Linked DNA regions of Homo sapiens: region 2 is linked to region 1. A link is a loop called in an ENCODE intact Hi-C map of the cell type or tissue named here. Cell type or tissue: heart left ventricle. All regions are shown on one strand. Links, peaks and the distances in the headings refer to the core of each region. The heading gives the core; the rest is flanking DNA. Region 1 has its middle 75 kb from the start of PTGS2. Region 2 has its middle 41 kb from the start of LINC01036.

The links. Peaks named below come from ENCODE experiments on the same cell type or tissue, not always from the same donor. Only the 100,000 strongest peaks of a DNase experiment are listed, where the experiment ranks them.
Region 2: it touches region 1 in a loop (3-fold over the local background); 2 of 110 quality-filtered maps call a loop at or near these places.

The regions. Positions count from the first base shown.
Region 1 is chr1:186,604,354-186,607,275 of GRCh38, reverse strand. No RefSeq gene overlaps it. Among named protein-coding and RNA genes, the nearest start is that of PTGS2, 75 kb to the left of the region's middle. In heart left ventricle, for the core only: a CTCF peak has its summit at 1,337 (motif pointing left); no DNase peak of the experiment used is centred there.
Region 2 is chr1:187,050,430-187,053,351 of GRCh38, reverse strand. No RefSeq gene overlaps it. Among named protein-coding and RNA genes, the nearest start is that of LINC01036, 41 kb to the left of the region's middle. In heart left ventricle, for the core only: a CTCF peak has its summit at 1,556 (motif pointing left); no DNase peak of the experiment used is centred there.

The DNA of each region.
Region 1 (2,922 bases), core at 322-2,821:
TTAGACCTGTTTATTTCACAAATCTGTTTTTTGAGGTTAAATTGAAACAATGCATGTAAAATTTATGAAGTATATCAGTAGTTCTCAAAATTTGGTCTAAGGGCTTTTTTACACTCTTAAAAATTATTGAATACATTTTAAAATGCTTTTGCTTATGTGGGATGCACTCACACAAACTTGTGTATATATATTTACTATACTAGAAATTAAAATGAAATATTTAAAATATATTTTCTAATTCATTTAAAATAAAAATAATACATTTATTGCATGTTTGTATAAATAACATATTTTTAAAATACTATATTTTATTAAAAGCATTTACCTAAACAAAAAATGTTTAGTAAGGCTGGATGTGGTGGTTCATGCCTATAATCCCAGCACTTTGGGAGGTCAAGGTGGGAGGATTGCTTGAGGCCAGAAGTGCTAGGCTAGACCATAGTAAGGAAAGAGAAAAAGAAAAGAAAGAGGGAAAGAGAGAGGGAGGGAGGAAGGAAGGAAGGAAGGAGAGAAAAAGAGAGAGAAAGAAAAAGAAAGAAAGAAAGTAAGCTTAGTGAGAGGAGAGGCATTGTGATGCATTTTGTAAATCTCATTAATGTCTGGCTTAATAAATGACAGTTGTATTCTCAAGAGTGATGTCGTCAAAATGGGAGAATAGAAATAATCTAGCTTCAGTGTTCCCCACAGAAAACCAAAAACAACTATCCAGTACCTAGATTATCATCACCAGTAACCAAGAACTGGGCCTTTTGATGATTTTTGAGACCACAGAAAAGTGAAAAACTACAAGCAGAAAGTAAGAGAAATGAACTTCAGTTTCTTTGATATGCCTCCCCTACCTAAGTTGCCAGGCACTACATGGAAAAGTCCCCCTAGACTTAGGGTTTCACCAATGGAAAAAGTGAGATCAAGGCAGGCAAGACAGCAGGCTTCCCCACCATCTTGGGTTTCTTAGCAGGACTGCCATTTCTGCCTCAACTCAAGAAGCATCACAAGTGCCTGTAGAGAGAAATATCCTAAAGGCGGCTAGACTGAAAAAAAAAAAAAAAGAGAGAGAGAGAGAGAGAGTGGAGAAGGGATAGCAATCCCAGGGTGCAAAATGTAGGGCTGCTCTTCAGCTCAGCAAAAAGAGACACCAAACCAGAAGAGCAGTTCAGCAGCACCGGGCTCTAGGAGGCATTCTTCATGGGTCCTCAGGACACAAAACTCTACCCAGCCTCCACACACAACCAAGGAATCTCCTTTGGGACTCCTCCTGCCACACAGCCCCCCATCTGACACAGGCAGTTCTCCAAACTTTTTTGAGAGCTGTGGCAAACTTGGACTTAGGGCACCATCTAGTGCCAAAAAGGAGGCAGCAGTCCGGGGCTAAGGGAACTCAACATGCAAACCACACAGAACCTCTAAACATGCATAGCCTAGAAAGACCAAAGCAATCCAGACAGTGAAGACTGGAATCAATAGCTAAACCTTTAGTGCAAAGACAGAAATGTAAATCCGTAAGAAACAACAGCAAACAGGAAACCATGACCTCCCCAAATGGACAAAGCAAAGATCCGGTGATAGGCAATGGAGCAATGGTGTGGGCTCTCAAATCAGGAATTCAATATGGTAATTTTGAGGAAACTCCGTGAACTCCAAGATAACAGAGAAAAACAATTCAGAAATTTATCATAGAAATTTAACAAAGAGATTAGAATAATTTTTAATAAGAACAGAAATCCTAGAACTCAGAAATACTTTGGCTGAACTGAAAAATTCATTGGAAGGTCTCAGCAGCAGAATTTATCAAGTGGAAGAAAGGTTCAGTGAGCTTGAAGATAGGGTATTTAAAAACACACAGGGAAGAAAAAAGAAAAAATAATTTTTAAAAAATGAAATATGCCTACGAGGTCTAGAAAACAGCTTCAAAAGAGCAAACCTAAGGGTCATTGGCATTTAAGAGGGAATTGAGAAGGAGGCAAAAGGTAGAAAGCTTATTCAAAGAGATAATACAGTAACACTTTCCAAACCTAGAGAAAAATATAAATATGCAAGTACAGAAAAGTCAAGGATTGTCAAGGATTATAAAGGATTATAAAATAGATTCAACCCAAATAAGACTACACCAAGGCATATAATAAACAAACACTCAAAGGTCAAGGTCAAAGAGAGAATTCTAAAATCAGCAATAAAAAAGAAGCAACATCATATGAAAAAGCTCAAGTTCATTGGGCAACAGACTTCTCAGCAGAAATCATACCCAGGAAGGAGTGAGATAATATATTCAAAGTGCTTAATGAAGAAAACTGCCAAATGATAATACTGTATCTAGCAAGCTAGCCTTCAAACATGAAAAATAGATAAAGACTTTCTGAGATAAATAATAGTTGAGGATATGACTTACCACCAGACCAGTCTTACAAGAAATACTGAAGGGAGTTCTTCAGTCTGAAAGGAAGCTAACATGCAACAGGAAAACATCAGAAGATATAAAATTCACTGGTAAAAGTTAGTATAGAGACAAATTCAGAATATTCTAATACTGTAATTGTGGTGTGTTAATCACTCATATCTTTAGTATGAAGACTAACAGACAAAGCTATCAAAACAATAATAACAACAAAATTTTGTTAAGAAAGATGCAGTTATGAAAAGATGTAAACCGAGAGAATAAAAAGCCAAAATATGGGGAGGTGGAGTTAAAGTGCAAAGTTTTTAAGTTTTTCTTTGTGTTTGCTTCTTTTCTTTACTTTATGATCAAAGTGAAGTAGTTATCTGCTGATAAAAAACTTGTTATAACTATAAGATGATTTTATAGGCCTCGTGGTAACCATAAAGCAACAATTTATAATAAATATCCTAAAAATAAAAATAAGCAATTAAAACATACTACCAGAGAAAATCACTTAACCACAAAGGAAAACAGTGAGAGTGGAAGAA
Region 2 (2,922 bases), core at 171-2,670, 450 kb before region 1:
CTTTCTTTTTTTTTTTTTTTTTTTTTTGAGACAGAGTCTCGCTCTGTCGCCCAGGCTGGAGTGCAATGGCGCGATCTTGGCTCACGGCAACCTATACCTCCCGGGTTCAAGTGATTCTCTTGCCTCAGCCTCCTGAGTAGCTGGGACTACAGGTGCGTGCCACCATGCCCAGCTAATTTTTTGTATTTTTGGCAGAGACAGGGTTTCGCCGTGTTAGCCAGGATGGTCTTGATCTCCTGACTTCGTGATCCGCCCACCTCGGCCTCCCAAAGTGCTGGGATTACAGATGTGAGCCATGAAACCTTCCTCTTTTCTTATTGCTCTACTCTCTGCCTCAAGGTTCCCCGAAAAATGAACTAATTTGTATTTTAACATAGATGAGAATTACAATCTATTATAATTTTGAATAAATAAAAGATTACAGGCAGTAGAAAAAATGCAGTTTCAGTATGAACTTAATTTTTCTCTCAAAGAGGAGAAAAAGAATGGGATGGGAGCCTATAGGGACACATTATTGCCTCTGCTTGTCTTCTGAGGCTTGTGGGTGAACTAAGAGTATGAAGCTACTAAAAGCTAAAATCCAGAAAGAAATAACCTTTCGTTAGGAGAAAAGTCTTTACTTTGGTGCAGCAAATTTAGTTCTTAAATGATCTTGGTGAAATAAATGACTAAATTTATTTGGGTAAAGAGGTACAAAAGGTGTTCTACTTTGTAAAGCCGAATGGTAGGTATATGTATTCATTTTCTTATTCATATATGTATATGCATATATCTATTATATTTTGTTTTATTAAGAAATTTATTTAAAAGTAAGCCAAGTCAGTTTTCCCAAACATAAATAAATATCAGAGCAAAAAATATTTTAATAAATCCTACATAGTTCTATTTTTAAACTGTAAACATTTAAACTGAAAACATATTGTTGGACAATAGAAAGAAAAATGGCTGCAGAAGGTAATATGGTCAGTGGGACTCTTATTTTTTCATGTTGAATGAAGCAGCCCAGGGAATGCTTCATGTGCTAGTGCACTCTGGCTTGTGTTAAGGAGTAAAAAAGGACTTGGGTTATAGTGCAGACTCAAGAAATGGTAACCTTGAGAAGGTATTTATCTAAAGTTTTTGAAGCAAGATTATAATATTTTTTGACTGGTGGGAATATCTGACTTCTTGTTTTATAGGAAAAGAAATGAAGACGAATTGTTTAAGGAACTTGACCAGTAACATTGATGTTCTGATTACAAGGCCTAGGGTAGAACCCAGGTTCTAGCTTTCAGTGGTCTATCACTAAATAGTTGTGACTAGAAGCACCTGCCCTGTCTCCTAATAGGGGTAAAATGTTAGTGAAATTAAAAGCTCCTAAAGGATGATCATTTTCTAGCCTAAAGTAAAGAAAGTTTTTACTTCCTGCCTAAGATCGGGTTGTAATGTAGATCTACTTGTTTTTTTTTTTTATTTTTTTCCTTTTCTATTTTAAGAATCAAATCATTATTAACACCTGTTTGTTTCAATGCTGCAGCGTTAGTCACGTTTTTCTGGTGAACAGTGACATCTGGTGGACACCTAAAAAAAAAAAACCCTGCCTTTGCTTATACAGTCATCAAAAGTTCCAGGAGCACATGAGCCTTCAAGAAGCATCCCTCAGGGAGCACAGGTTAAACTTTAGAGAGACTTGATTCCTACCATGGTATGGGGAATCAGGATAACAGAAAGAAGCCACCAAATAAGCTTCAGTAATGATCAAGAGAGCTTCGAAATGGCTAGAAGCCTCCTAAGTAATTTTGTTATAGATTTGAAGCTATTTCCCTCTTAGCTCACTATTTTCAAAGATGGTATGTTTACTTTACAGAATAAATGAAAATTATATATTCTACTTTTCCTTTACTTTTACTACAATTGAGACATACACGCAGAGAAGGGACAAGACACACACACACACACACACACACACTCAAAAACACATAAACACATACAGCCAGCACTTCACATTGGTAGGTTCCACATCTGTGGAATCAACCAAACTTGAATTGAAAATATTCAAAAAGAGTATTGCTTCTCTACTTAACACATATGCACTTTTTCTTGTCATTATTCCCTAAACGGTACAGTGTAACTATTATTTACATAGTATGTACACTGTATTAGGTATTATAAGCAAACTAGAGATGATTTAAAGTACACCAGAGGGTGTGCATAGGTTACACGCAGTTACTCTGGCATTTTGTATCAGGGACATGAGCATCCATAGATTTTGATATTCCCAGGAGGCCTTGGAACCAATACATAATATGTAAACATATATAACACATATATAAATATGTATATATTATATATAACATATAATATTTTAAAACATCCTATGGTTCTGCTTCTCTGGAGACTGCTAATGCATAAATTCCAAAAGATTAGAAACAACTCAAGATAAAGTATATTAAAGTACATATATATGTTAGGGGAAGGAGATTAACTGATAATAAAATTCAGTTACTCCTGGTGGAATGGAAGCACTGAGTAGAAAGACTTATGCAAAAATTACTTTTTTGTACCTTTCAGTTTGTATGATTAGGTTCATACCTGCTACACTGGTGAGGAAGGAGAATAACAGGGTAAATGTGTTTTTATGTTGAGATGAGTGAATCCAGCGCTGAACAGGCAAATCCATGCTAATTTTGCTCTTTATAGCCATGGCTTGTCAAATTCATCAGCAGCATTGTTTTCAGAAACTGTCTTTGTCATTTATCATTAAAGAAAATATACAATGCAAAACCGATATATAAATTTCTAATACCTGAACCAAAAACTGTACCCTTAAATGCATGTCAGAGTGACTACAATATATATTTTTTTAATTTTTAAAAATTTTATTGTGCTAAGAACACTTAATAGGAAATCTGAAGTATTGCTGACCATAGGCACAGTGCTGAA